Regions from separate parts of the Homo sapiens genome. Here all the other regions are linked to region 1. The links are chromatin contacts, found by Hi-C or POLR2A ChIA-PET in ENCODE. All regions are on one chromosome and are shown on one strand. Each heading gives the region's core, a stretch centred on a gene start or an enhancer-like site at or near the end of the contact. The rest is flanking DNA. Distances are from core to core; before and after follow the strand shown. Region 1 holds the start of VPS13A (vacuolar protein sorting 13 homolog A). Region 2 holds the start of SMC5-DT (SMC5 divergent transcript). Region 3 holds the start of HNRNPK (heterogeneous nuclear ribonucleoprotein K). Region 4 holds the start of KLF9-DT (KLF9 divergent transcript). Region 5 holds the start of GKAP1 (G kinase anchoring protein 1). Region 6 overlaps TRPM3 (transient receptor potential cation channel subfamily M member 3). Region 7 holds the start of UBQLN1 (ubiquilin 1).

What was found. A loop is a pair of places that touch in the nucleus more often than their neighbours do. ChIA-PET counts read pairs that join two places held with the same protein, here RNA polymerase II (POLR2A). Pooled maps may share reads with other maps.
Region 2: a loop to region 1 is called in a map of CD8-positive, alpha-beta T cell, with 16 times the contacts of the local background. The contact joins the promoter of SMC5-DT here to the promoter of VPS13A in region 1. A Hi-C loop is called at or near these places in 3 of 168 maps with a recorded cell type or tissue (CD8-positive, alpha-beta T cell and naive thymus-derived CD4-positive, alpha-beta T cell) and 10 of 50 pooled maps.
Region 3: a loop to region 1 is called in a map of CD8-positive, alpha-beta T cell, with 18 times the contacts of the local background. The contact joins the promoter of HNRNPK here to the promoter of VPS13A in region 1. A Hi-C loop is called at or near these places in 1 of 168 maps with a recorded cell type or tissue (CD8-positive, alpha-beta T cell) and 7 of 50 pooled maps. POLR2A ChIA-PET finds 5 or more read pairs at or near these places in 1 of 52 experiments (CD4-positive, alpha-beta T cell).
Region 4: a loop to region 1 is called in a map of B cell, with 24 times the contacts of the local background. The contact joins the promoter of KLF9-DT here to the promoter of VPS13A in region 1. A Hi-C loop is called at or near these places in 1 of 168 maps with a recorded cell type or tissue (B cell), 4 of 37 single-sample maps with no recorded cell type and 10 of 50 pooled maps. POLR2A ChIA-PET finds 5 or more read pairs at or near these places in 1 of 52 experiments (OCI-LY7).
Region 5: a map of CD4-positive, alpha-beta T cell shows a loop between it and region 1 (9-fold over the local background). The contact joins the promoter of GKAP1 here to the promoter of VPS13A in region 1. A Hi-C loop is called at or near these places in 2 of 168 maps with a recorded cell type or tissue (CD4-positive, alpha-beta T cell and naive thymus-derived CD4-positive, alpha-beta T cell) and 4 of 50 pooled maps.
Region 6: a map of CD8-positive, alpha-beta T cell shows a loop between it and region 1 (15-fold over the local background). The contact joins the enhancer-like site here to the promoter of VPS13A in region 1. A Hi-C loop is called at or near these places in 1 of 168 maps with a recorded cell type or tissue (CD8-positive, alpha-beta T cell) and 6 of 50 pooled maps. POLR2A ChIA-PET finds 5 or more read pairs at or near these places in 1 of 52 experiments (naive thymus-derived CD8-positive, alpha-beta T cell).
Region 7: a map of naive thymus-derived CD4-positive, alpha-beta T cell shows a loop between it and region 1 (27-fold over the local background). The contact joins the promoter of UBQLN1 here to the promoter of VPS13A in region 1. A Hi-C loop is called at or near these places in 1 of 168 maps with a recorded cell type or tissue (naive thymus-derived CD4-positive, alpha-beta T cell), 1 of 37 single-sample maps with no recorded cell type and 10 of 50 pooled maps.

Annotation. Positions count from the first base shown.
Region 1 is chr9:77,175,932-77,179,721 of GRCh38, forward strand. VPS13A (vacuolar protein sorting 13 homolog A) reads left to right here and starts at 1,603. Exons shown (of 72, transcript NM_033305.3): 1 at 1,603-1,873. The coding sequence starts at 1,774. It overlaps VPS13A-AS1 (VPS13A antisense RNA 1), which reads right to left and starts at 1,986. Exons shown (of 2, transcript NR_026668.2): 1 at 1,696-1,986; 2 at 825-975. RefSeq lists silencers at 1,231-1,560, 1,322-1,616, 2,599-2,768 and an enhancer at 1,322-1,616.
Region 2 is chr9:70,256,680-70,260,469 of GRCh38, forward strand. It overlaps SMC5-DT (SMC5 divergent transcript), which reads right to left and starts at 2,195. Exons shown (of 4, transcript NR_039990.1): 1 at 1,717-2,195; 2 at 1,236-1,256. SMC5 (structural maintenance of chromosomes 5) reads left to right here and starts at 2,299. Exons shown (of 25, transcript NM_015110.4): 1 at 2,299-2,584. The coding sequence starts at 2,400. RefSeq lists enhancers at 1,866-2,055, 2,386-2,585 and a silencer at 2,126-2,345.
Region 3 is chr9:83,978,498-83,982,287 of GRCh38, forward strand. HNRNPK (heterogeneous nuclear ribonucleoprotein K) reads right to left here and starts at 1,718. Exons shown (of 17, transcript NM_031263.4): 1 at 1,656-1,718. RMI1 (RecQ mediated genome instability 1) reads left to right here and starts at 2,308. Exons shown (of 3, transcript NM_001358291.2): 1 at 2,308-2,394. RefSeq lists enhancers at 992-1,151, 1,972-2,021, 1,981-2,488, 2,062-2,121, 2,252-2,321 and 2 more and silencers at 1,692-1,831, 2,642-2,721.
Region 4 is chr9:70,412,594-70,416,383 of GRCh38, forward strand. It overlaps KLF9-DT (KLF9 divergent transcript), which reads left to right and starts at 1,597. Exons shown (of 4, transcript XR_001746710.3): 1 at 1,597-1,817. It overlaps KLF9 (KLF transcription factor 9), which reads right to left and starts at 2,064. Exons shown (of 2, transcript NM_001206.4): 1 at 266-2,064. The coding sequence starts at 770. LOC124900273 (a long non-coding RNA gene) reads right to left here and starts at 213. Exons shown (of 2, transcript XR_007061576.1): 1 at 1-213. RefSeq lists silencers at 1-21, 757-936, enhancers at 97-206, 545-1,398, 1,227-1,306, 1,647-1,776 and a promoter at 1,113-1,915.
Region 5 is chr9:83,816,102-83,819,891 of GRCh38, forward strand. It overlaps GKAP1 (G kinase anchoring protein 1), which reads right to left and starts at 1,668. Exons shown (of 13, transcript NM_025211.4): 1 at 1,416-1,668; 2 at 895-1,026. It overlaps LOC101927552 (a long non-coding RNA gene), which reads left to right and starts at 1,565. Exons shown (of 6, transcript XR_001746793.2): 1 at 1,565-1,626; 2 at 2,300-3,790. RefSeq lists a silencer at 1,043-1,862.
Region 6 is chr9:70,561,614-70,565,403 of GRCh38, forward strand. The region is part of intron 22 of TRPM3 (transient receptor potential cation channel subfamily M member 3); the gene reads right to left. Among named protein-coding and RNA genes, the nearest start is that of KLF9, 150 kb to the left of the region's middle. Within about 2 kb of position 1,863, at least 7 of the 41 ENCODE cell types and tissues checked have a DNase peak (open chromatin) inside an H3K27ac peak, as active enhancers do; they include CD8-positive, alpha-beta T cell, where a contact is called at or near this core.
Region 7 is chr9:83,706,126-83,709,915 of GRCh38, forward strand. UBQLN1 (ubiquilin 1) reads right to left here and starts at 1,833. Exons shown (of 11, transcript NM_013438.5): 1 at 1,375-1,833. The coding sequence starts at 1,554. UBQLN1-AS1 (UBQLN1 antisense RNA 1) reads left to right here and starts at 1,710. Exons shown (of 2, transcript NR_135839.1): 1 at 1,710-2,187. RefSeq lists enhancers at 856-1,746, 1,514-1,583, 1,747-2,635.

The DNA.
Region 1 (3,790 bases), core at 353-2,852:
CCACTTATTTCTAACTCTTCCTCAGCAGAATTTTTTTTCATTGCTTTATGCTTATACCTCTAACTTTTCAGCAACATCCCTTCCCCTTCCTCACTTCCACAAAATTTTCCTAGATCGTAGAAAACTAATATGAAAACGTTTGCAAGATACTTAAGATGGATTTTTGGAGTTCTGGAAATTCTTGTAACTTTGAATTTGCAGCGCTAGATATAACAGCGGAATTTTGCAGCTACTGTGTATCTGGCTTCTTATTAATAGTGCAATGGCAAAATGCCTCATTATGTAGAGCTCTTCCCCTTCCTAGGCATTTTAGCCTCTATTCGTTTCTCCGTGCAGGTATTCTGAAGCAGACTGTTAGCTGAATGAGAGAGAAGCAGGTGGGGTGGTAGCCAATCAGAAGGGCCAAGTTCCAGTTCTTCCACAGAACATTGGTTGTATGACCTTGCACACATCCCTAACACTTCAGCTTCATTATATTTAAGACTAGGAGGTTGGAGACCTCATAAAGGTCCTTCAAATATAAAATTATATGAAAAACATTCATAAACTCAGGTAAAAACTTACAGTTTTTGTCAGGCATTCTACTTGCAAAGGCACACCCTAAACATTTAATTTTGAAAAGTCGGTGACTATGCACAAAAAGTAGTAAAATGACACAGGAATTAATAGAAATCCATCATTATTCATTTAACGTGTAAAGAGAAAACGCTCAATGTACACTTTTTCGGTCCTGCAGATGATTAATTACAGTTCTCTAAACCTCACATTTAGCATCTCTGTGACCTCAGGCCTTTGGGATTACTTCTAAGTAAGACCAAACAGGTCGAAAGATCTGTAATTGTAATTTATTTTAGGTCAGTGGTTCGGTGGAGGCATAGGGGTCAAGGGTCCAGCACTCCCAGTATTTCTTGGAGGGTGTTCAGCAGTTTCCAGACCGGCTGACTCCAACTCTTATCTGCAGGGAAGCGTGTTACTCTTTGGAATGAAAGACAGCTCCGTATAAATGACTTGACCAAAAATGGGTGCTCATCTCAGATGCAGGGCAGGGACTATGTAACTCCATCCTCGACTCGCAGCAGGAAGTTAACTCCTCCTGAGAGCCAGGCGGTCGGAGGACCAGGCGGGGAGGTTACAGGCACCAAGACACCCAGGCTGGCTGGACCCTCCCACCCTGTAATGATGAGGGGAGATGCTCCCTGGGACAGCCCCCTTGAAGCTTCTGGCGACGGGGCTGGGATCCGCCCACCCTTACTCAGGGGCGAGCCCTGTCATACGCGTGGAAGCGGCCACCACCTTCTAGGGGGAGGGGCGTTCCCGTCGGGCGTAACCGCCCCGCCCTGGGGGGCCGCTGGGGACGCTGATCTGCAGGAGGGGGCGGGGTCGGAAAAAATCCGGTAGCTCCAGACCGGTGTCCCGTTGCCAGGCGATGGGGAGGAGGCGGGGCCGACAGGAAAGAGGAGCCGGGCTCGGCGCGAAAAGGGCACCCTCCAGAGCCGCGGCCGCGCAGCCGCCTTTCCTCCCTCTCAGGGCTGCGCGCCCAGGTCTGCGCCGCGCTCCGCCTCCAGCCGCGCGCAGACTTGCGCACGCGTCGTGAGAGCGACCGCCTCCGTCTCTCGCTGGGCTCGCTAGGGCTGCGCGTTGGGCCAGCGGGGGCGCCGCAGCTGAAGCCGCCCCGGAGCCGGTGAACCGAATTACCTCGAGGGAGGGGCGTGGGGAAGGCGGCGGGAGGAGGAGCGCACGGGCCGGCTGCCGTGCCCACCACGGCTGAGGAACATGGTTTTCGAGTCGGTGGTCGTGGACGTGTTGAACCGGTTCTTGGGGGACTATGTGGTGGACTTGGACACGTCCCAGCTCTCTCTGGGCATCTGGAAAGGTAAGGAGGCCGCCGCCGCCGCTCCCCGGCCTCTCGTGCTTCCCGGCCGTCTCGCTGCCCGAGCGGCGTCCTGCGTTCTCGGGGCTTCGAGCACCTTGCTCGCCGGGTGCAGCCACCTGCCGCCGCCCGCCTGTGGGTCAAGTTACGTAAAGCCGGGCGGCAGTTCCCTGGCCTCCGCCCTCGAGTTGTTTATATTTTGGGGGAAAGGAGAGGGTCATGAGTGCGGGATGAAAAGGTCTATATTTTCCGAGCGGAGCGGACTTGCCGTGGGCTCCGTGGGTCTGGCGTTCAAGTCCCGGCGAGGGGCCGTTCTCTACCCCTGGCCCCGCACGGTCCGGCTTTAGCCGCGCGGGGCGAGGAGGCGAGACGACGCCTTCCTGGGCTGGGTCCCATCCCTGTCCTTTGCCCCCCTGGGTTTATGACGAAGGCCCCAGAAATCCCCCGCGTGTTGCATGCTGCCTCGCACGTGAAGGCAGGGCGCTGTGACCGGGGACGCCCGCTTCCTTGCTTCCCCAGCCTCAATTCCTGGCTTCACCCGTGGTGCTTTCTGCTCTCCCCCTTCCGGCCCTAGGACCCGGACGCCGGCTCTCTCTCGCCTGGGTTCGGCGGATAACAAAAAGGAAACTCAAGTGCAAAGTAACTCAAACAGTTGCTTGTGTGGTTGCAGTTAACAGCCTGACCTAGGAATGTGTAACATTTTCAAGACTTTAGGATATGTGGGTCAGAGTGAATTGCCGAATTTTAAAGAAAAACCAGGGCGTGCGGTGCAACGTCTCAGACCTGCAAAAGACCGGGCTGAACAGGGCCCTACGCTGCCTAGGTGGTGAAGGACCGAGCTTTCCTTGTGTCCGTTTAGTGTGGTATTCTGCCTTAGTGAGAGCCTCATTTTTAGTGTTTCCATCTGTTTTTGCATTATGCGCTTGTTTATTTTAAACACCCGCTAGAAATTAGACTCCTTTGTGAAATGAATTTCCCAGGCCAAAGTGAGGGTTAATTTTGTGTGTGAAGTGTGTGTGTTTAAATATATATTTAAAGTAATTTATTCTTGTCTGTGCACACACTTCCAGTCTTCTTCTAAAATACTTACCTTGACTCTTCTCGTTTATGAGATAATGTAAACAGGTAGTTTAGTTTGATTTTAAAGAATGTTACTACCGTGGGGACCTAGTATCATGATGGAGAGTGAGTGGACTACAAAAGCTAGGGATATAGTGATAGCTGCTCAGCCTGTTTGATTAGTACAAGAAACTTGCAGTCTGTTTATGCTGCTTCTTAGTTGCAAAGTGAAAATAAAATTTGTCTCCCATGTACCTCAGAAGGAAGCCTTAAGAATACTTGAGGTGAACTTTGATCTGTAGTGGAGTCTTGCTTCCACATTCAGGGTGGAGGTTTGTCTAGAGTGTGATTAATCAACTTATTTATTTGTTTAAAATTTACATGCAGTAAAATTCACTCTTGTGATACAGTTCTGTCTTGACAAATGCTAAGAGGCATGTATGCACCACCACAATAATGGCACATAAAAGGTTCATCAAGCCTCCCGAATTCTCTCAGCTGCTCCTTTGCAGTTGATCTCACCCCGCCACCACGCCCGGCTAATTTTTAGTAGAGAGGGGGTTTTGCAATGTTGGCCAGGCTGGTCTCAAACTCCTGACCTCAAGTAATCCGCCTGCCTCTGCCTCCCAAAGTGCTGGGATTACAGGCGTGAGCCACTGCGCCCGCCTGACTGTAAGTATTTATCTGTTTGCTGGTTGAAGAATATTTCAGTTTTTGGAGGTTATAAATAAAGCCGTCATAAACATTCACGTACGGGTGTTTGTGTGAACATAATTGTTATTTCTCTTGGATAAATACCTAAGAGTGGTTTTAAATTGGGTTGTACGTTTTTTTTTTTTTTTTGAGATTTATTTCATATAC
Region 2 (3,790 bases), core at 945-3,444, 6.9 Mb before region 1:
CTCTCATTTTCATTTGCATTTAAGAAAATTTCCAGTAACTACGACAAGTTCACATGCTTTTTACTTACTCTATTTTCTCTGGAGCGGAGTCCTTGTGTGAGAGGAAGCAGCAGAGACCTGGGAAAGGAGCTTTGGTCTAGGAGTCAGGAATCAGGGATCTACTGCAATAGCTTTCTAAGTGGCCTTCCACTTCCACACTTGGTGCCCTCTAATCCATTTTCCACACAGCAACCAGAATTATTATTTAAAAACTTTAAGGCCAGGCACAGTGGCTCATGCCTGTAGTGCCAGCACTTCGGGACACCGAGGTGGGCGGATCACTTGAGGTCAGGAGTTACAGACCAGCCTGGCCAAAATGGTGAAACCTCGTCTCTACTAAAAATACAAAAATTAGCCAGGTGTGGTGGCATGCACCTGTAATCCCAGCTACTCGGGAGGCTGAGGCAGAAGAACCGCTTGAACGAGGGAGGCAGAGTTTGCAGTGAACTGAGGTGGCACTACTGCACTCCAGCCTGGGCGACTGGGTGAGACTCTGTCTCAAAAAAATCAAATAAAAAAAATCAAATAAAAAAATTAAAAGCTTTAGTCAGAACATGGCCCTCTCCTGCTTAAAACTTTGCAATGGCTTCCCATTGCTTTAAAAATAAAATTCAGGCTTTTCCACGATGGACAAGGTTCTGCTCTGCAACCTTGTTCACTGCTCTGCAGCAACACTGGCCTTCCCACCTCAGAGCTTTTGTCCTTACTGGTATGTTCCAGCAAAATTCTTTTGCCTGGGGTGCTCTTTTCTCAGATCGTCACAGTTTCTTCTCGTCCTTCAGAGTTTATCTTAAACACCACCACCTCTCTAAGAGGCCTTCCGTACCTCCCACCCATCAGGTTCATTTTGTTTTCTTCCTAACACCTGTCACAGTCTGACATTATGCTAATCATTTGTTGTGTCAGCCTTAAGTAGTGAAATTCAGAAAATATCATTAAGTATAGAGTTTATTCTAACGCAAAGCTTGAGGACAGCCACCTGGAAACACCAACTCCAAACAAATAGGGTCAATGTTCCAAAGTGAAGTTAAGGTTTCATTTACACAGGCAGAAACAGAGAAGGTTCAGCAGGAGTACATTTTCAATACAAGAGCAGTGCATAAATTACAGCGATTAGATTAGTTATAGATAGCTACATTCCAAGGAAGATAACTATATTAATTTATGAAGGGGGTAGTGATCTGAGGGGGTCTTACCTCTGTCTCTGTTTGGTCTTCCTGATTATAGGAAAAAACAAGGCAGACATTGCAGCTGTATGCCATGGGACTCAGGCCCCATCGCCACATTCTTCGCAAGGCTCAGAATAATTTAAAGTTCCAACAGCTTTAAGTTTGAATTATTTAATTTCACAGTTGATTCACTTGTTCTTTTCCTGTCTCCCACAATAGAAAATAAGCTCCCAGGGATGCAACCTTGGCAGGCTCCTAAACTGCCACGGCTCCAGTTTCTTGTAGATTAGATATTCACTGTTGGTTAAATGAAAGAAGTTCTAGACAGGCCTCGGTGTGCTGCCTCCTCTTTAACGAGAGGGCTTACTAGATGAATGTGAGCAGACGGAAGCAGAACACCCTCTTAATGAAGGCAGCGCATTCCAGCTCAGGGATTTCTAGAAACCTCGGGGGCGGAAGTTTAACCAGAGAATTAGGAGGCAAGGGGAAGAGTAGCAATGAGGTTAACCTGTGCAGTGTAGTCATTTCACGAGTTTGAGAACGCCTAGCACGATGCCTTAACGGAGCGTCGGGCACAGAGTCATTTGGGAGGATTTCTTTTTCGGATTTTTGAGACAGGAACCTGATTTGAAGCAACAGGGAAGAACACCAAGAGGACGAAGAGCCAACGACGGGCGTGCCCGGGAGCTCTCACCTGGAAGGGGTGGGAGCAAGCAGGGCCTGACGTCCTCCCGCCTTGGCGGCCGTGGACGCCCCAGGTGCCACCCACAGCAGCCTCCCACCACACATGACTGAGGCTCGGGAAGCAATAAAGTGGCTTTCAAAATACTAAACGCAATTGAGATTTTTTCCTGAGTTAAAACAAAAAAAAAAAGGAACTGAATGCCGAAATATACGGAGAAGAAACTCCAGTTGCCACGTCCCCGAACGTCTCCACCCAGTCCTGCCTGCTGTTTCGCCCTCAGTCTGGGCCTCGCACAGCGCGGCGGAGCGCGGGAGGGGCGGGGCGGGCCTGCTGACGTCGCCGGACCTGAACTGCGCAGGCGCGGCGCGAGATCGCGGGAGCGAGCGCGCGGTAACAGTTCGCGGCAGTTCGCGCGGGAGCGGGGCGCCTGGGTGGATGGGCGCTTGGGCGCCTGGGCTGCCGGACGGTGGGAACGGAAGTCGCTGTGGGACGCTGAGGAAGCCAGGATGGCGACTCCGAGCAAGAAGACGTCAACTCCAAGCCCCCAGCCTTCCAAGAGAGCTCTCCCGAGAGACCCTTCGTCGGAGGTCCCGAGCAAGAGGAAGAATTCGGCCCCGCAGCTGCCGCTGTTGCAGTCGTCCGGGCCTTTCGTGGAAGGCTCTATCGTCCGCATCTCGATGGAGAACTTCCTGTAAGTTGCCCGGAGGCCGCGCCGCGGGTGTGGAGGTGTGCTGGCCAGCAGGCCCCGGGGCTCCGGCAGCGCGCGGGCGTGGGCGTGTGGGTGTGTACCTGGCTTGTGGGTCTGGCCTTGAATTCGTGCCGGGGTTCCCTTGAGGATTTTCCTACGTAGGCTGTGGAGATTGACGTGTATGATGTAGGAGATGTGTGCCTTGGGTGATGTGGTTTTTAAATTTAGTCAGCCAAGGTTTTCCAAAGGTGTCATGTAGCAGGTAGTGGTTGTAGGAGGGAGTAGGTCTCTGCCCGCTGGGAGTCGCGATCCATAGCGGCCCTGGTCTGGAATTCACAGAAGTATTGTCCCCGGGAACTTAAGAGGAGGCAACAGTTAATTCGGCGTGATAGTGATGCTGTGGCGGATTCTTAGGGTAGGCATTTGCCAGAGAGGAGTAGATAAGACGGTAAAGGTTGTTCGGGAATGGAGGTTACAGGTACAAAAAAATTAAACACTTACTGGCAATTGTTGGACCTCCCTACAAACCCTTGACCCCACTAAACCCAGTTTTCTTCCCTGGTTCCTCCCTCTCCCCTTCAGACAACTAGTTACCGCTTTAGAATTTAGTAAGTTTTAAATATATCATGTATTTGCCTAGCACCTTCCAGTTCATTTGTTCCAGGTCTTTTTTTTTTTTTTTTTCCTCTTTTTTTTTGAGACGGAGTTGCGCTCCTGTAGCCCACGCTGGATGGAGTGCTGTGCCGCGATCTCGGCCCACTGCAACTTCCGCCTCTCGGTTTCAAGCGATTCTTCTGGGTCAGCCTCCCGAGTAGCTGGGACTACAGGCGCGCGCCACCACGCCCGGCTAGTTTTTGTTTTTGAGACGGAGTGTCATACTGTCGTCCGGGCTGGAAGGTAGTGGCGCAATCTCGGCTCACTGCAACCTCCGCCTCCCAGTTTCAATCAATTCTCCTGCCTCAGCCTCCCGCGTAGCTGGGATTACAGCCAGCCGCCACCACGCCCAGCTATTTTTTTTTGTATTTTAGTAGACTCGCGGTTTCACCGTGTTGACCAGGCTGATCTGGAACTTTTGACCTCAGGTGATCTGCCCGCCTCGGCCTCCCGTAGTGCTGGGATTACAGGCGTGAGCCACCATGTCCGGCCGGAAGTCTTTTTAAAGCTTGCACATAGTGGCATAAGGATAACAGAATTGTAATAACAATACTA
Region 3 (3,790 bases), core at 468-2,967, 6.8 Mb after region 1:
TACTGAATATTTGTTTCCGATCACAGTGAATACTGATTTGAACCCAAAAAACCAGCTGTTTCTAAAACTTGATTCTTCATTTTAGGGTTTCACAATTCAAATGACTGCCTAAAAAATACAAAATTCAAGGGAGCCTGGTTTCATTTTTTGCTAAGTTAGAACAATAACTTTTAGCCACTGGATTAAGTCCCACCACAGCAATGAATTGTTTTATACGGCACATTCCCAAAACCCTGAAAAGATAAATGTCATCCACAAAGCATACATTTATGAAAAGTTACAATGCATCTTATTCACTGGGAAAACTAATTTTATATTAAAACTTCCAATTGCTTTCCTATTTCTTTCGACTCATGCTTGAAGCGATCTTATGTGACATCTCTAAAGTTTACAAATACAACGGCAATTGCGAACACATCCAACAACCAGAACAATCTACCGGAGGGATAAATCCAAAAATCTAATATAGGACCAGACCCAAACTACCACAATACCAGTCTATTATTAATCAGCGAAACAAATGGAGCCCTTGAAAACTAACAGTCACTAGCGGATTATTTTAAATTAGGCTTAAGGGAGTACAACACAACAATCATGCCTGTAACACGAAAACTAAAGTGTCTACGTGCCAAAACGGTCGATAGGACTACAAACAGCCTTTTTAAGCTTCCCTCTTGTCGGGACTAGGAGTTGACAAGCGGCCTCTACTAGAAGGTTGGCTAGACAGCAAAGAGCCAACAAGCGAGGCACATTTATGCCTCCCATTCTCCCATACCGTTGGTCGACTTATTGCTCTCCTAACGACAACTGAAACGACATCCTTCCGGCCCAGCACGCAATTTCTGAGGTGTGGTGGGAGAAGAGTTGGATAAGAAAGTTTAAGCAAAAACAGCAGGGCTTATCTGTAAGAATAACGTTGCCGCTTGCCGTTCACCCTTCGGGTCCTGCAGTCACTAGTCCCCAGGCCTCAAAAATCCGCTAAGTATGTGCTCCACTGGCCGAGCGCCAACGCGCCCTCCCCTCCCCGCCTCCCGGCACCGAGATCAAAAACAGCCGGGTAACAGGACGGGAAAAAGCGAAAGTCGACAGCAGAAGCACCGCACCTCTCCTCACCCGGATCCGACAGGAAATGGCGGCCCGCGTAATGGCGACTACGTGCTACTAGGCGGAGCCGAGCGCCGACCCCCTCCCCCACCCACCACGCGGTCCCGAGGTCTCATCCCCCGCATCCTCCCCCCACTGCCCGAGACAAAGCCATCGAGGCAGCCCTGACCGTTCCATCCCCGCCGCTCCAGCTCCGACCCCGGGCCGGGAGACCCAAGGTGAGGCGGGGCTCACACAAAGAGAGCGGCGGCGCGACCTTCTCCCCGCACCGGCCTCCTTTCCTCCACGAGGTCCCTAGTTCCCAGTGCCACATAGCTCCAGCTCATCCTAGAGGCACATGCCTCACGAATCCCCAAGTCTCTAGGACCACAACGCGGACTGCGGATACACGCTCAGGGAAATGGCGGAGGTGGGGGAGGGGACACCGGGCAACGTTCCCACTCGGAGAAGCGGCCAAACACCAAAGCGGCTCCCAGGACGCCTCCCTCAAGCGGAAAAACTGGGCTCCGACCCTCACCTCCACGAGCCGCTCCCCCAACCCGGCTCCTCACCGCGCGAGACTGCCGTCCCTCCGCTGCCGCGCCGCCTCAGCCGGTCGGAGCTAGACAGAAAACGAGCGCAGGCTCCCCTCCCCCGCCTTCTCGCGTCCTCCCCGCCGTCGCGCCCTATTGGCTGCCAGGGCTTCAGCGATGGTGCGAGGGCGAAGCGATTGGCCCGAGGCCACGTCAATCAAGGCGACGGAGGAGGCGACAACCCCGCCTCCCGCCAGCGCCTCCCTTCGGGCTGGGAGGCCACTAAGGGCTCGAGAAAACCCGGGCTTGGGAAAAGTAAACGCAGCCTTTCAGGGAGCCCCAACCCTTACCCGAATCAGCAATACCCAAGCTCCAATAACTCCAATTACCTATAGGCCGCGAACAAGTGGGACACAGGCAAGACGTCGAGGTCGGTGCAGCAGAGAAACAGAGGATAATGGCGTCTGCAGTGCTGTCGCCTGGAGCGCCCTCCTCCTTTCTCGTTCGCGCACTCACTAGCTGGGGGGAGGGGCGGCTAGGGGGCGAACCTCTCGCGAGATCTAACAACTGCCTAGTTCACGCGCACAGGGAGGGGGCGGGGAAGGGGCGTTTTCCAGCCCCGAAGGAGTCCTTTGGGGTTGGAGGAGGGGCGCGAGCGCGCGGCAAATCGGGCGGGAAGAGGTAAAAAAGGAACTGGGAGCGCGCCGCGGCGGTTCCTGTCCTTACAGTTGCGCTGCCCAGGGACCGATGTTGCGCGAGGAAAATGCGGGACGCCCAGGTCGGTGCTCGGCCCAGACTTATGCCCGTGTTTTCACAGCCCACACTCGTGCCCGAAGCCCCTTACCCCGCCCCGGGCTGTGGTCTGTGGGCTGTGGGACGAGCTGCGGCGCGGTAAGTGCGGGCCGTCTGCGTCCGCTGGGCCGGGCCCACGCTTCGGAAACCCGTTGTTTGTAATGGTCCGGGGCGCCCGTCAGTCAAGGCCGGGCCCGGGGGCGCAGCTGGCGGTTCTCGGCCTGCCTTGCGCCGGGGCGGGAGCCGGGGAAACGCGGGGCGAGCCTGGGAGTACTGGAGAACTTCTCGCCGAGAGGGCACAGGCGGTTTCACAGGGCTCTCGGTTCTGAGACTTTCCTCTTGGGTAATGGGACCTGAGATGGAAGTATTTTGTAGTGTCGTCGCTGTAGTTTATTCCGATAAAATTTTTAGGCAATATGTATTGCCCTTGTCTCCTAAAATGAATGCGTATCGCTGAATACGTTGCAGACCTCCACGTTCCATTCAAAGCGCCTGCCTTGTGGCAGTGATGAAAACAGACAAAAACCCTTGCCCTCAAACGTGCTCCTGTTCTAGCGGGTTCAGCGCACACTTGCATTGTATTCGGTTCCTTACTTTTAAGGCTCCTGTGCCAAGCTTTCATGACTTCCTTTGTTAAGGCACATAAGGTCACTTTCAATCGGTGACAGCCCTGGGAAATCTCCAGCCCTGGTAGTACCCGCTTTCCACATCCTTACTCGTCAACCTTCCAGCCTCCGCCCACAATCCCAAACTCATTTTGAAGCATAAAGGTGTCATAATCTGCACATAAAGCGAAATCCACCATTGGCCGAATACATGCATATATTTTAGTGTTGATGAATTTGTGCTGATTCATTCCTGTTATAATGTTTCCTTCTTGGGTAATTTGCAAAACATATATACCAGCATTCTTTTAAATGGCCATGATTGCATCCACCCAGCATCTTTTACTTGACTGATTAGAGGAAAACTCTTGTTAGGGCGCACTGAGGATTTCATGACAAACACCAGTATTTACATTCTGGGAGGATACGTTAACACATGCTGTTAGAACATAATGTCCGGGATTGTGGAATTTATAAAAGTTCTCTTTAAGTGATAATATAATTTTTTAAATGGTCCCCACCATGAAGAGTGTATAGTCTTGTTGGGTAGGTAAAACTTAACTCGCATTTCAGTTCTAAAACACAAAGTTCAGAATTTTATTAAATATTCAAAACTGATGAGTTTATGTAGGGGCTTAGGATACTTGGATTATAGAGATTTAATCCGCCAGTTAGTATTTGCAACATTTAATTGAGTTTGTCATTTAAAACCTGAGACATGTCACTGACACTAATATGCACAAATAGCGGTACGGTAATGATGATGCTGTGCTTTCT
Region 4 (3,790 bases), core at 347-2,846, 6.8 Mb before region 1:
GACACCACTCCCCGCGAAGCCACGCACCGCACTCGCTCTGCCCGCCAGTTTAAGGCTCTCCGTGGCTCCCGGAGGCCGGGGACAATTAAGGAGAGAGTGAGCTTTCCGCCAATGCACATTTAAATTATTTAAAGAGTTAAACCGCATCTTATCCAACATGTTTGCACCCTTTCGGCCGAGTGCAGTGTCCCGAACGCCCAGGAACGCTGCCTGGCCAAAGGTTAACTAACCCCAGAGCTCCGGGGGAGAGGGCGACGCCGCTAACCTGTATGCACTCTGTAATGGGCTTTGAGATGGGAGGATTTTCCATAGACTTTCCCACAGCCACTGTAGGGGCACTTGTGCCTCTTTTCGGAGGCGTGTTTCCCCTTCGCAGCCACTCCAGGATGGAGGAGGGAGAGCGGGCTGGGCGCGCTGCCAGGATCCTGTCTCTCCTCCGGGCTGTGGGAAGGACTCGACCCAGATTCGGTGGTCACGTCGCTGTCGGATCCCATATCCTCATCTGGACTTTCCAGACTGTCGCTGCACACGGAGGGGGTCTGGATGGGTCGGTACTTGTTCAGGTCCAACAAGCTCTTGGCGATGGTGACCAGTGTGCAGTAATCCTTCCAGGTGTCCCCCGGGTCACCGTGCTCCTTGGTCACCTCGCGCTCAGGTAGTCGCAGCCGCTCGGCGTCCGGAGCGACCCCATGCTCCGGCACCGCAGCGCGGTTCGAAATGGAAACCAGACACTGGGCAGCCACGAAGTCCATGTAGGCGGCCGCGGACATGGTGCGGGCGACGGCAGCCCAGGCGGCGCGGACAAACTTGGCGGTGGCTGCGGAGGTTCGGCTCGCCCTGCCCTGGCCTCGGACGACGAGCGCGGCGCGGCGCGGCACGGCGCGGCGGCCAAGGGGGCGGGGGCGCGGGGCGCTTCCGACTCGCAGGAGCGCCGAGGCGACCTCAGCCCCTCATCTTTACGTAACCGGCAGCGCCTCCGCACGCAGCATCCACGGCCCCGGGCTCCGCCGCGCCGCCGCCTCTAGCCGCCGCCCCTGCCCCGCGCCGGCCGCGATCCCCCGACGGGCGCGCCGGCCCCTCTGAGCCGGCTCCCTTGGAAAGATGCCACACGTGGCGGTCGCAAGTTTATTCGACTGAAAACGCCCCCGAGGCGCTGGGAGAGGAAACTGCAAGAGAGGTGCACGCCCTCGGCCGCCTCGCCGTCGAGCCAAAGCCCCAGGACATTCACCCGATCACCCCGACGCGGGTGGCGAGGGTCCCGCCGAGCGCCAGGTCTAAGAGACACTTTTTCCCGAGTCCACTGACGGCTTCTGAACCCCTGCTCCGGCCGGTCCGCACCGTTCCGGCATTCTCTTGCTCAGTAACAATTTCGCAGAATCCCATCACGTCACAAACCAAACCCCCTCCAATTGGCCAGTGGGGAGGGTGATTCAACTCTGTTTACTTTCTCCCCCTGCCAGTCAGAACGGCCTTCGGTGGAGAGGTGCGTCTAGAACTGAGGCGTGCGGCCAATCCGACTGTTCCGTTTCGCTGCCTCGTGCTACCCCTACAGCCTCGAACACTGACATTTAAAAGGGTAACAGCTGGGAGGCAGGGAAGGGGCAGCCGCACACTTTCGGAGTGCCTCGCGGTCCCGTGGCCGGTCCGGGCCTCCTGGCTCACGTTCCAGCTTGCGGAGCTTTGGGACACATCTTTCCTAGTCAGTTGCGCTCGTTCCTATGGCAAAAGAGAACTTCAGCTTCGGTTTTCCAGCTCCCAAACAGTTAAGTGACTTCCTGCAAACGCTACAGTCCCAGCAACCAGCCTTCCAATCAAAAGTAAGTTGGTTGATGTCACTGGCATTGGCTCGGCCAATCACAAGGGCGTTCCGAAAGCAAGCGCTCGACACTTGTAAACGCGAAGAGCTGTAGTGAAACTGGACACATCTTTGTATTTTGTGTTGCTGGTAGTAAATTTGAGTTATGGATGAGAGGACAGGGGTGATGAATAAATGCAGTGTGAATCTATAATTAAAAAAACCCCATTATGTCAGGATAAGTCCAAGAATAAACACAAATGAGTAAGAATTCGTTTTGTTATATATTTTTTGGATGCAGCATACTTTGGGGCAGATGTTTAAAAATTCTTCCATCCAATACATTAACTATGACCAATTCATCTTAAAAATGCAGTGCTAACAAAAGTTCTGGTTTTACAGCATAGCCTTTTTACTGCCTGAGATTCTTCCATTGAAACATCCCATCTTTGCTTGTCATATCTCTTAATTCCTCTACTTCTCTGGTGCAATTTAGTCTAAATAAATTCTTTTAGCTTTATTTGGAGGCTATTTTTAACCCACTTTCAGAAAAACGGAGACAAAAACCATTCATTTGTGTAACTTTTATAAAAAACCCACCATTCTTAGCTCTTTTTCTTTCCAGAGCCCCTGCATGGTTTTTAGGACATGTTTCTCTTCCCTCACTTCACAAATGTGGAAACTGAGTTACAGAGAAGTGACTTATTTATCTTATTAGACAGATAATGATAGAACTCAATAGAAACCACAAGTCTCCTGATTTCTAGCTCTTTGTGCTTGCAACTAAGCCCTTTTGGTTTTGTGAAATATTAACTGTGCAGAACAGATTTTTAGGGACTGGAACAAGCTGGAAATCCTTAGCCATGGAATACTGTGGCATTACTTGGTCAACAATTAGTATGGGTCTTGGAGTCTGATTAACTTGGTTTACCCCTCCGTCTGAATTAACGATGTGGTTGTTTTCCATCTTGATAGCTAGAAAAGAATCTAGGGCTAGTTCTTTTTGCAAGAGGCATACTGTCAGCACAATTCATTAAAAATAATTCACTTTCGTGAATGTGAGAGGTACCTGATTCTATGTGATGCAGATTCGGTGAGTTCCAACCCTGACCCCCCACTGGCTATTAACCTTTGTTAAGAGAAAGTTACACCAGGTTCTGGTCTCCGAGGCAAGGGTCTCAAATTGACTCTACCAATGTGAGATCTACAGTAGTTTCTTTTGACTTTGTTTTTAAAGTGGTACATCAAAAATAATAATAATAAAAAAAAAGTTAGCCAGGCGTGGTGGCTCGCACCTGTAGTCCCAGCTACTCAGGAGGCTGAGGCTGAAGGACTGCGTCAGCCTAGGTCAAGGCTGCAGTGAGCCCTGATTACACCACTGTACTACTCCAGCCTGGGCAACAGAGCAAGGCCCTGTTTTTTTTGTTTTTTTTTAAATCATAACTAAGGGTGGCTCAGGTAAGTAAGAGTATAATAGATTTTAATTAAAAAATAACAAACCTGACAAGACCAGTTCAATAAAAGTGTACAGCTTAAAAAAATAAAGAAAACAACAACAAAAATATTAAAGTGGTACAGGGAAGATATTGCAGTAGGTGACTGCAGGTGGAAGAAAGGTGTAGATAGGGGATACTGGGCAACCAAGAATATCATCACCATCAGCATCATTATCACCGACCCCTTTCATGGAGGGCTTACTCTGTGTCAGGCCCTGTACCAAGCACCCTGCATGCATCCCTGTAAGGTAGGTATACAGTGTATAAAAAACTCCAAGCCATCTTGGAGTTCTTGCATTTTTAGAACTTAATCTCTTAATTTTAGAAAAGAATTCACTGAAGCCCAGGGGAGTTTGCCTACTTCATGATTTTTCTGGGACAAATTTTGTCCCCTAGGATACACGATCACTTAGAAATTGCACCTTTGCCTGCCTCAAGGCCCAGTGCATATACCAGCGGGATCTCTCCAGGATCTCTATGATCATGGCCTGTACAACCC
Region 5 (3,790 bases), core at 418-2,917, 6.6 Mb after region 1:
CTGCTTGAACCTGGAAGGCAGAAGGTGCTGTGAGCCGAGATCGCGCCATTACACTCCAGCCTGGGCAACAAGAGCAAAATTCCGCCTCAAGAAAAAAAAAAAATAGGGTTCACAATCAGCAAGTGTGAAGTGCATACTAAAACTCTGCTCCAAACACACTTACTGTAAGTGATGTAAACCCAATGGGTATGCCCCAAACTCCATTTTTTTCTCATAGTTAAGTACTGAGATCCCTCTCCAATCTGCAGCTCCCACTTTCTGCAGGCCAAGAAAGTTAAACAAAAAATACAAGCAGGTACTCAGTGAGGACCTGAGGGATTCTCCCACGAGTAAAATACATCTATTTTCACACAAGGTTCTTTTGGTCAACTTCTGGGTTTTGCTCTTACTCCAGAATTGAAGCTACTATAGTGTTATAAATCTGTTGAGAAAAGAAATCTAGACTTCTATGAAGATTTTTAATATTTTAATTTGCCAAAAAGCTTCTCAAATATTTTTATAGCTACAAGTCACATTTATTAAATGATTCCAGTTACAATCCCAAGCACATTTACTACACAACAGACAATGCTAAATGGTGAAGAAAAGTGTCTCCGGCTTTTTAGTGTAAGACAGACGATCTTTCATTAGTTCTTCTAATGAAAGCACTTGCATCTACTCTGAAAAATCTGGCGAAGGTAAAGAGTGAAAAAGAGGAGGAAGAGAAAAGGCAATCAGCCAATTTGATAAACTATTTTTGTCGTTACTGTTCAATATTTATGAAGCACCTTAATGCTAGAGATCTGACAAAAATTCGGTAAGGCTGTTCCAAACAATAACAGAAAAAAAAATCACTTTTCAATAGCTGGCGGGGGAGGAGGAGGAGCACTATATTCAAAAAGTAATTCACTATACCTCATTCATGAATGAAAGCCAAATTTCACCCATAGGCTGTTAACCGATGCTCCGAAACTTATTCGCAAAGTACATAGAGAAAGAAATTGCGCTGGGCGAAACCTAACTCGGGCAGAGAAGCGGCTTCAAAACCTGAAAGGGAGAAAACGAGTCAGGTCGTTGCTCCAGAAATTTCCGAGCGCCCGGCTCCCCGGGAGGGAGCGCGGGCGCCAGCGGCGGGGAGGGGACGGTGGCACCTGTCACTCGAGCGGCCCCCACGGGGTCTCGGGAGGCTCAGCGGTCGCCGGCCTGGGAGTCGGGTGCGAGTCCCTCCCCGCCGCCCCGAGCCTTGCGCCGAGCGTCGGGCCGCGGCCCTCCCGTGCCCTCTGCCCAGCGGCTCCGGTCAGTGGGGCCCGTCGCCTCAGGCCGAGTCCCCGCCACCCGAGGCCGGGGCGCCGAGGGGAGCGCTGTCGAGCCGCTGCCTACGCCTCCGGGGTGCCGGAGCGGACACCCGCGAGGCGGGCCCGCCTCCGCGTACTCACCGGGCCTCCCGTGCCGCCGGCTCGGCCCTCCTCTCCCTCCTCCCCCCGCCGCCGCCTCTCCCGCGGCTCCCCGGGCGGCCGCACTGGGCGTTGGGACTGGTCTGGGTCAAGTGTCGGCAGAGCTGGGGGCAGGCTCGCGCCGGGCGGGGGTCGCGGTCGGCCCACAGGCTGGGCACTAACGGGTCCCGGGGCGCCGGGGCGGACCGCGGAGGTGAGCGCGGCTGCAGGCTGCGGTGAGGGGCGGGGAGAGCGCGGCTGAGAGCAGGCGGGCGGGCGGAGGGTGGAGGGAAGCCCGGGCGGAGGAGGCGGCGTGAGAGCCTCGGGGCGGGGGCGGGGGCGGGGGCGGGGCCTGGCGCGTCCGCCGAGCGCGGGGGTTTGTTTATTTTCGCGGTTGGTAGCGGCGCTGGCGCTGGTTAGAGGTTCGCCGGTGACGTGAGCGCCCGAGTTGGGGGAGAGGACCAGAACCACCTGCTGGAGAAGGGGAGCTACGGGGGCCGGGCAGGGTCCAAACGCCTCACGTAGGCGGCGGCGCCACGGTCTTCGGGGTCACAGGGAAGAGAAGGGCTCTCCTCAAGCGGGTGGAAGGAGGGAGGCCTCCCGAGGGAGTGAGACTCTAGGCCACTCCCCCGCAGCAAGGCAGGATCACCTGCGACGCGGAGAGCGGTTAGAGGGCCCTGGAGTGGAAAAGGGCAGTGGGACCTGGTAGCTTGGGTTCCCTGCAACTTGGGGTTCGACCTCCAGGCAATGAAGTAGGGATGGTCCTGCAAGTCAAGATTCCAGTAGCAAGAGTGCATCAGATCTCTGTAAGGAAAATAACTAACATTGCTCAGTTCCCTGTAGAGTTGCAGGGCGCTTTAACGTTATCTCCCTTGGTTCTCCATCAGGTCGTAGTGGACTAATTTTACAGGCGAAGTTAAGTGACTTACCCAAAACCTCACAGCTAATAAACGGCAGAGCCGGCACCCAGCTGTACTGGCTTCCAATTCTGTTAGCTTACCAGCGCATCACATTATCTCCATAAATCCCCATGATTCAACTAATATTAGACGCCCCACAGGTAAGATGCTTCAGAGTTAGAGGGGAGTTGAAGATACCTTTGCCTTCAAAGAAGTAAGGAATAAAACAAAGATAAAACAGACAATAAAAGACAAACCATGATAGGTGCCACGTGAAAAGTGGCAGAGTACTGCCGGGAATCAAAGAACCGTGTATATCTGTCTTGGGGATAAGGAAAGAAAGGCAGCATGAAGGAGTAGGCATTTGGGATTGACCTTGAAGGAGACAGGGAGAGTTTTACAGCAAGCAGGGATAGCATGAGAATATATATGAAGGCGAATCAGTGAAAGTTGTGTTGGGGAAAGAGCAAAGACTCCAGGGTATGTTGAGAGGTAGAAAAGACAAAGGAGTATGGGGCCTAAGATACCAAATGGATGAATTTATATTTAATTCAGTATTTTGAGTTTTTATGGTTCAGAAGTTTGGGGGAAGAAAAGGAAGGTTTTTTTTTTTCTTTGTGCTAGTGATTTATCTGTGAGGGGAAGCAGAAATCAGAGGTGGAAAAACGGACAGATCTACTGTAGGCCAGGTAAAAATGATGAGTCTGACCTAAAGGGACAGCTAGGGGAATTTAAAAGAGCATAGTTGAGAGATGATGTGCATGCAGTATCTATAGAATTTGGCAACTGATTGATTAATTGTGGGTAGGAAGAGAGAAATCAAAGAAAGTGGAGGTTTTGAGTTTGTAGATAATTGCAAGAGAGAAAAGAGACAATTACAAAGGAGAGGGAGCTACTTCTTGAGAGATCAGTTTAGATTTGGACATTTTAAGAATTCAAAGGGTTGTCAAGACAGCCAGAGAGACATGGACACTAATAAGTTAGAAATAAAGGTTTTGTAATATGGGAAAGAGGACTGAACTAGAAAATAGACTCATAAATAATCAGCCTAGGAGTGATATTGCTGTGAGATAAAAGAAGAAAACAAAGGTCAGAATCTTGGAAAACACCCTCTTTAGAGTCTCGCTACTCAAAACGTGGTCAGTGGCCCAGCAGCACTGACATGAGGATGTTAGTTAGAAACTCAGAATCTCAGGCTCCACCCCAGACCTGCTGAACCAGCATCTTCAACTTAACAAGAACCCGAAGAGATTTGTGTCACATCAAAAAGTTTGAGAAGCTCTGATCTAGGTGAGCCAAGCCAGCAAAGAAAGGGGATGGAGCAGAAAATGGGAGGAGAATAGGGTAACGCAGAATCATCAAGACAAGGTAAATTGGAGTTTCACAAAAACAGGGCTGGAAGGAGTGTTGCTCAACAATATCCAAAACCACAGAGGTTGAAAAGCACAAGGAAAGAAGGTATGTTTGCACTTTGTGATT
Region 6 (3,790 bases), core at 613-3,112, 6.6 Mb before region 1:
CTTCTTTTGTGGCTTAAGTTTTTTCTCTTCACCTAACCCAAACACTAGGTAAGATGCTAACTGATAATGATATGGCGCAAAGGCAGCCACTGGAAATTGGTGGGAGGCCTTGGTTTCTCCATCCATGAACAAAGGGAGTTGGGTTATTGATATTCTCTACAGTGCAACAGACACACAGCTTGGGAAGTCCAAGATGGCTTTAGGACACACAAGCAGGGCATTAAATGGCACTGAACTAGATAGTAAGGGATGACACTGTCAAGCTTCTTTCCATCTTCCTGACGCCATCAGAGAGAAAGTGTTAGTTTAAGCATACTATTCTTTTAACACTTCCTTAATGTTTGCTAAATTCCCTTTTTTAGGAAAGACTGAGCTCAAGCATCTGGTAGAATTTCACAACAATGTAGCGTTTTTCATTCTGTTTATTTTGTGGTTATCCTCTATTTATGTCAAATGATACTGATTTTCAACTTGTGACCCTAAATCTTTAAAAATAAATTAAGTTTCTAAAAAATGAGCCAATTTAACAAAAAATATTTAAGAGTAGAACAAAGGTTATAAACTAGTGAATGGGGGTATGTGGTTGACTGAAGTTTGGGAAATGCTGGATTAGATTATCTCTAAACTCCATCTATTCCTGATATTTTGTCACTCCACGATTCCAGGAAAAGGAGCAAAAGACTTGAATTTGCCCCAAACTGAATCATCTATCCCAGGAGCCAACTGTAGGCCACTTGTAGAACCTTAATCTTTTTATTCCTGGTAGAAAAGCAAACTAGCTCCCACTGCATTAAATGGAATTCAGCCCCTACCTGGGGAAAAAAAGGGACCAATGATATAGCCTCCAACTCTTCAGGGCCATCTTGGCTTCTGGTCTATCTGCTATGTGCACACAGTTTCAGCTTTGAGCTATTCAGAACCCACTATTAAGCTCAATGTCTCATTTTTTAATCCAGTAAATTAGCAGGATGTCGCAAATCTAGGTATGTTGTGTGTGTGTTGGGCAGGGGGGAGGTATGGGGGGAAGAGCGTCCTGGGGGAGAAGTGGGGAGAATTCAATTCCCTGTTACTTGGTTCCATGTTCTTCCTATCCTATATATCTAGCTTTACCTGGAAACAAAAATTATTTATTTGAAGAGGGCTTCAAAATTCTAACCTTAGTATTTCATTATTTTGCATCAGGAATTAATATCAGAAATATTTTATGCAAATCTTGCCTTGGAAGAATATATATCTAAACTAGCCTATTGTACACGCCAGTGGGTTTGCTGTCATGATTAGGAGATCGATTGCATTAACAGCCCCAATTTCTCTCCCCTCCCTGGATCCACACTGCTTTGTCATGTGATGTTAGAGTTTCTATCACTAAACAGGTGGGATCTCTTTCTTCACCTCTTGATTCTGAGTTTGGCCATGTGGTTTGCTTTGGTGAATGGAATGTTAGCAAATGTGACCCACACAGAACCTTGGAAAAGCCCTTAATGTTTCTGTTTCCACTTTTTGGCTTCCGCCATTACCATAAGAGACATGCATGAGCTAGCCTGTTGGAGAATGAAACACAGGGAACCTTTGCTTCTAGGTGCTTGTTTTCTGAGCTGAGGCTGTTCTGGAGGAGGTGATAGCCCGCTGACCTCCTGGCAGGTGATTGAGCCCAGCCCAGACCAGAAGAACCATGCAGCCAACTCTCAGTCTTCTGAGCTCAATACGTGCTTATGGCGTTAAGTTCTGAATTCTAGGGTGGTTTTTCCTGTATCATTTTTGTGTTGATAGATACCTGATAAACAAGCTAAATTTCCCTTGCCCTGCTCACAGCTGGAAGAGGTAGCCCTACGTCCTTCAGGCTGACAAAGTCCTTTCCTCATTTCTTCACTTCTCCTTTCACCCAATTCAGGCTACAGATGATTGGAGCAGATTCCACCATTGACCAAGAAGGAGTGAGTTCATTGAATGGCCAGTGACTAATCAGACTCTTTGTGTTTAGAAATAAAACAGAAGTGCAGAGACTTAAGTTAGATGATGGCATGTACTTAAAGAACATATAGAGCCTGACCTCACTGGGTCATGTAAAGCAAGCCATATGAGAGAGGGATGGTGGAGGAAGGGAGAAAGGAAATGGGAGAGAGAGCAAGAGAGAAAGAGAGAAATGATTGATTGATTATTGATTGAGGCAGGAGAGAAGTATAGAGAAAAGCAGATGAGTGTGGTCATGTCTTCTGATTCTGACTTTACAAAACCACTTCTGGTTTTGTTCCCAGTCAGCTCACGCATGTCGTGCTCTGCTTCCTGTCTTTGAATGCCTCTGTGGTTTTCTCTTAGGCACTTACAGTCAGTCTTTATTGAACCTACTCTGTGTAGTTTTGTTTTCTTACAATCAACATTTTTCTCTGGTTGAGAACATAGTCGCTAAGACTTCAGAAGGAATCAGTTTCCTTGCCTAGTAGTTTCATCAGAGAAGGGAGGGGCTGTGAGAAGGGAGAGGGAAGCTCTGGGAAGGGTTAGAAGAATGGAAATAATTGTGTTTAACTCAGTTTTACTCAGGGCTTGCCTCATCATCATCATTACACCTTCCTTTTGATATTTGCATATACGAAATAGGATTAGATAAGTTCTTTCCTTCTTCAAACCAAAACAACAGAAAAATTTCAGAGAAAACATAAAATAAGTTACTCTTTCAGATTTTTGTGTTGCTGTCCACCTACCTATAATTCATCACAACTCCCTGACACGCAACAATACACCTTTCTGAGCAATGAGGGCAGGAGGAGGCACCCCTTCCCCTGTAGGTGAAGGGAGCTGGAGTCCATTCTCATTGCCTTTACTGTGGAAGGTTTTCCCTGTGAGTCCACACTACCTCAGCCTACAGGCCACACACTAAGGAATATGCTTGTTGTTTCTGTTTAAAATGGAATTGTATTACTTTTCAGAAGCCCATGCATATTTAGGGTATTAGAGTATTCAAAGAGGGAAGAGCCAGGGCCCTCTTCAAGAGGGGCCTTCTTAGGAAAAGAACCAGCAACCTCATATCAGGGCTCTCTGTGCCTGGAAGGATCAGTCCAGTGAGCCAGACTGCATGTCTATGTGTAAATGCACATCAGGGGACATGAGGCTACACCACCTCCAAAGAAATAATCTATGGCTCTTGTCGACTCCCATTGCATTGTGCCTGAGGGGTTATATGATATCTACAGAAATGATCAATGTGGCTCCTAATATTCAGGAATGCGTATATAAGCAAATAAGTTCCTGCTGACATTATTTACAAATCCCCTGGTAAGAGACAATGCAAGAAACACATCTGTACTTACAGCTCACGGTTCAGGCTCGAATCTCTCTGATCTGCAGGCACTAATTCCTCTCTGTGCCCTCTGGATCCCAAGCTCTGTTTACTGTTAAAACTTGAGCTTTTCACGCTTCAAGTGATGCTCCTCAAACAACCAAGAATCCAGACAATAGGCAGTCCACATTCCGCTTAGAATCTAAGCAGCTGTTGGCTCTTGTGTTGGGACTATGTGTCCAAATGTATGCTGCATATGAACTGCTAGGAATATGATAAAATAGTTGGGTGACAGCACACCCTTGTATAGTGGGCTAACAACGTTATTCTTTCCCAGAGCAACATTGACACGTCAGTTAAAATACAACAAATAAACATTTTCATCTTGGCAGATTTATCTGTTTTTATTTTTATTTTTTTTTTGAGACAGAGTTTTGCTCTTGTTGCTCAGGCTGGAGTGCAATGGTGTGATCTCAGCTCACTGCAACCTCCAACTCCTGGGTTCAAGTGATTCTC
Region 7 (3,790 bases), core at 583-3,082, 6.5 Mb after region 1:
CAAAAAAACGTAAAAAATGAAGTTGAACTTAGGCAAATAAGTTCACAATGCTGAAGTGACATGTACTGGTGTCATCTACTGATACGTGCAACTTACTCTGAATTGCTCCCCAAAATTAAATGAACTTGATAATCGATTATAATACCGTAAAATGCTAATTGTAGATGATGGACATATGTGTATCCACTTCCCAATTCTTTCAACTTTCCGCATGCTTGAAAATACAAAAATGGTAAGGAAAATTTTTACAAGCACTGGGAGACAAAAACAAAAGTGATAATTCTGTTGGTGGTAAAAGTTTCTCTCATTTGATGTTACACACCTCACTGCTTCACAAAATACACTACCTTTGGAACTCGTTAAACCAATACCCCAATCACCTACTGTCCCTGGGGAAACTGATAGGTACATTTCAGGAATTGTTGTTTCCTGTCACCAACTGTTCACGTTGTTTGCGATCTTCAGAGATTAAGTCAGTAATTATGGAAAACACGACGTATTCAACAATACACTAAAATTATTTGTTAAATTCCACCAAGAATCTTAATTAACTGCAAGATTTGTATTCCTGAACCAAGTTTAAGTAATATTCTGCATTCACTCCGATTTTCTTTTATTTGATTGCAACCGCTAATATCAACATCGCTATCGCCCCTCTAAAATCAAACAAAAACCTACCCAATGATTGGCATCTAAGAGATGATAAACATACTAAAAGGGAAAGAGCAAGTCATCAGTGAAAGAAAGTCATTCACTTTTCTCCTTAAACCTAGTACTATCACTATTACTTAAGATGGAGCTAAAAACAGTTTCTACGTCATAATTTTTTTTTAAAGGTTGCAAGGTGGGAAAGATTTCAGGAGTTAAAATGCAGAACTAAATATACACATGCACCTCACCCCAAAACCCACCTTAACAAGCAGGCACGTAAAACAACGAGGATCCCACCCACCCCTTTTTAATTCATGAAACAAAACCGCAGCCTGAGCTAAAGCGAACCCTCGCCCCCGCCCAGCCTCCACCCCGCCCGGAGGCTGGCGGTGGGTCCCTTTCCTTTGTGAGGAGTTGGAGGGGAGGCGACGGAGGGCGGGGAACTGGGGGAGGAGGCTGAGGGTCGGCGGATACCAGAGAAGGAAGGCTCCGAGAAAAGCGGCATCAGCCCGTCCCACAAACAGGCCGCGCCGCCACGCCACAAACCATTGCGGTGTCCCAAGGCGCAAACCCACGAACTTGGGTGTGATCTAATTTGGGACGACGCCCGGGAGAATGGCCGAGGACGACCCCTCTCCCAGGCCCTTCCAAAAGGTCTCCTGGGGCGGCGGGCGGAGGTCCTGCCGCCACCCCCATCCCGGCCCGAGCCCCAGGCGGCCTCACCTGCTGGACGGAGCTATTCTCGGGCACGGCGAATTCCTCCTTTTCCTTCGGGGTCTTCACGGTGACTTTCATGATTTTGGGCTCCGCGGAGGCAGCGGCCGCGGGGGCGCCAGCACCTTCGGCTCCGGCGGCGCTATCCTGGGAGCCCGGAGGACCGCCGCTTTCACCACTCTCGGCCATGGCTGTGGCGGCGGCGGCGGCGGTGACTCAGGCAAGCAGGAGGGAGCAGGCGAGCAAGGAGGAGCCAGCAGACACCAGAGCCGGCAGGCCTGGACAGCGAAGAATGCAGAGCACGCCGCCTCAGTAGCAACGGGCGCAGGGCCACCGTAGCGGGTGTGGGGCCCCGGAGCTCGGTGCAGGCTCTGGCGCAGGCCCGGGTCAGGCGCTCGGCAGCCGCCGTGTGTTCAGGCGCCGCTCGCTCACACCGACATCCGCAGCAGCCACCGCTTCCTCCTCCCTGCCCCTTCCCCCACGTCCCTTCGCCGGCGCCGCGCGGAGCACGCCGGGTAACGCGCCTGGCGGCGTCGCCGAGTCATCCCCGGCTGGCGCGACTTTGAGCTCAGCCTGCGTGCCTTTTCCTTTCCCGCTCCATTGCCCAAAGTGCAGGCGAAGCCAGTGTGAAGGACTAAAAGCAAAATGGGGCGGGGTAGGTCAGTTCATGGTTTTTTTCCACTCCTTTCACCAAAAACTAAATCGCAGTTTCCAGTTAAGCGCTGTAACGGCGCACCGAGATGACGTCACGGTTAGCGAAATTACTAGAAAGGGACCAGTGGGCCCTGCGGCCGCGGCTGCGCCTGCGCGCTTGCTGTCCAGGTAGTCTCCCCACCTTACCTCATGCCCAGCTGGGCCGTGTTCACCCCTCCGCGCTGTCACAATCGCCTTGCCCTCCCTTGCCTCTCTGTCTACTCTGCGTTCCCCGCTGGGAGGAGGGTCTGGTGATAAAATAGCGGCGAGGTATTTTGTTATTTTAATATGCTTAGCGTTTGATATTTGGAGGGGTCGTATTGCCCTATGCGGGGGAGTTGGGGTAAGTTAATGGTGGAAAGGCCTCAGCACAACGAACAGAAAATGGAGTGAACGCCCGTGACTGCCCTGCGCAATCCTGCGGAGTCATTGCTTCATGGCCAGAGCTTATTTACCGCCCTCGGGTTAGCCCGGTTTGGTCAGACGATCAGTCAGGCAACCTGTATTGACAGTGGCCTCTGCTGCTACGATGACAGCTGTGCGCGAGCGCCCCCAGATTATCTGTGTGTAGGGCGGAACAGGGTGCCCGAGGAGTGTCCACCCAAATGGGACAATTTAATATAGTTGAGGTGTTCGCCTTATATTCTATCAAATTAAGTTACTGGTCAATTTCAGGCTTTAAGTGGCATTAAGGATAGTTCCAAAATTATTTTCAGTGTAATACAGAGAGAAATTATCTCTGAGAATCCTAATTTGAAATGACGTCATTGGCTTTTAAAGATGACTTGCAAGGAATGTACAAACCAGCCCATTATTAATCAATGTTGCACAATTTAAATCCTGACAGCCCACTATGACCCAAATCCGCAAAGATACATTCTGCCTTTCTGCTCCTAAGCCGTCCAACCCTGTTCTGAGAATAAATACTGTTACATAAACACGACTTTTTAGCAGAGCTCTATGGAATCTGGGTCTAAGAGAATCCTGAGGGTATCGATTTCAGTATAGACATCATTTGATATCACCTAAATTTCTGGCAGCATGGCTCAATAACAAGGCCTTCTGCTTAATGAAGGATGACTACTTGGTTATGTCCAGGTGTGAGATGATCACTGCTTCTAAAGCTAGAAAGTGCCACAACTGGACAACCAATCATTTGGAATTTCTTCCATATGTCTAAATAAAATTTCTCCTCAACTTCATTAGCTCCTCATTACCTGTTTTTCCCTGTCATGCTGTGTCTTACCTGCATGCTTTGCCTAGGCTGCCTTCCTCTACCTAGAATGACTTTCCCCTTGCCTTCACCTGTCTAACTTCTACTCATCCTGTATCACATGCCCCAGGAAGACTTCACTCCCTACCATTTAGAGATATGGTTTTTCCCTTGATTCTCCAACAAATACCGTGTGTGTGTGTGTGTGTGTGTGTGTGTGTGTGTCTGTCTCCCTGCATTTATGGACTTTGCAATTATCTGTGTCTACATTATTGTCTAAAAATGTTTGATGTGTGTGACACTATAAGGTAATAAGATTTACCTGTAAGAAGATACCATATAGTTATCCATTGTTATGGCACTTTTTAGATATAATCCTGACCTGCATGAGAATCGGAGGTGGGGGCACTATGGTGTAAATCAGAGATTAGTGAACTTTCTGGGAGGGCTAGATAGTAAATATTTGGTTGGTGCCAAAAAAAAAAATTTGCAAAAACCGCAATTATTTATGCATCAACC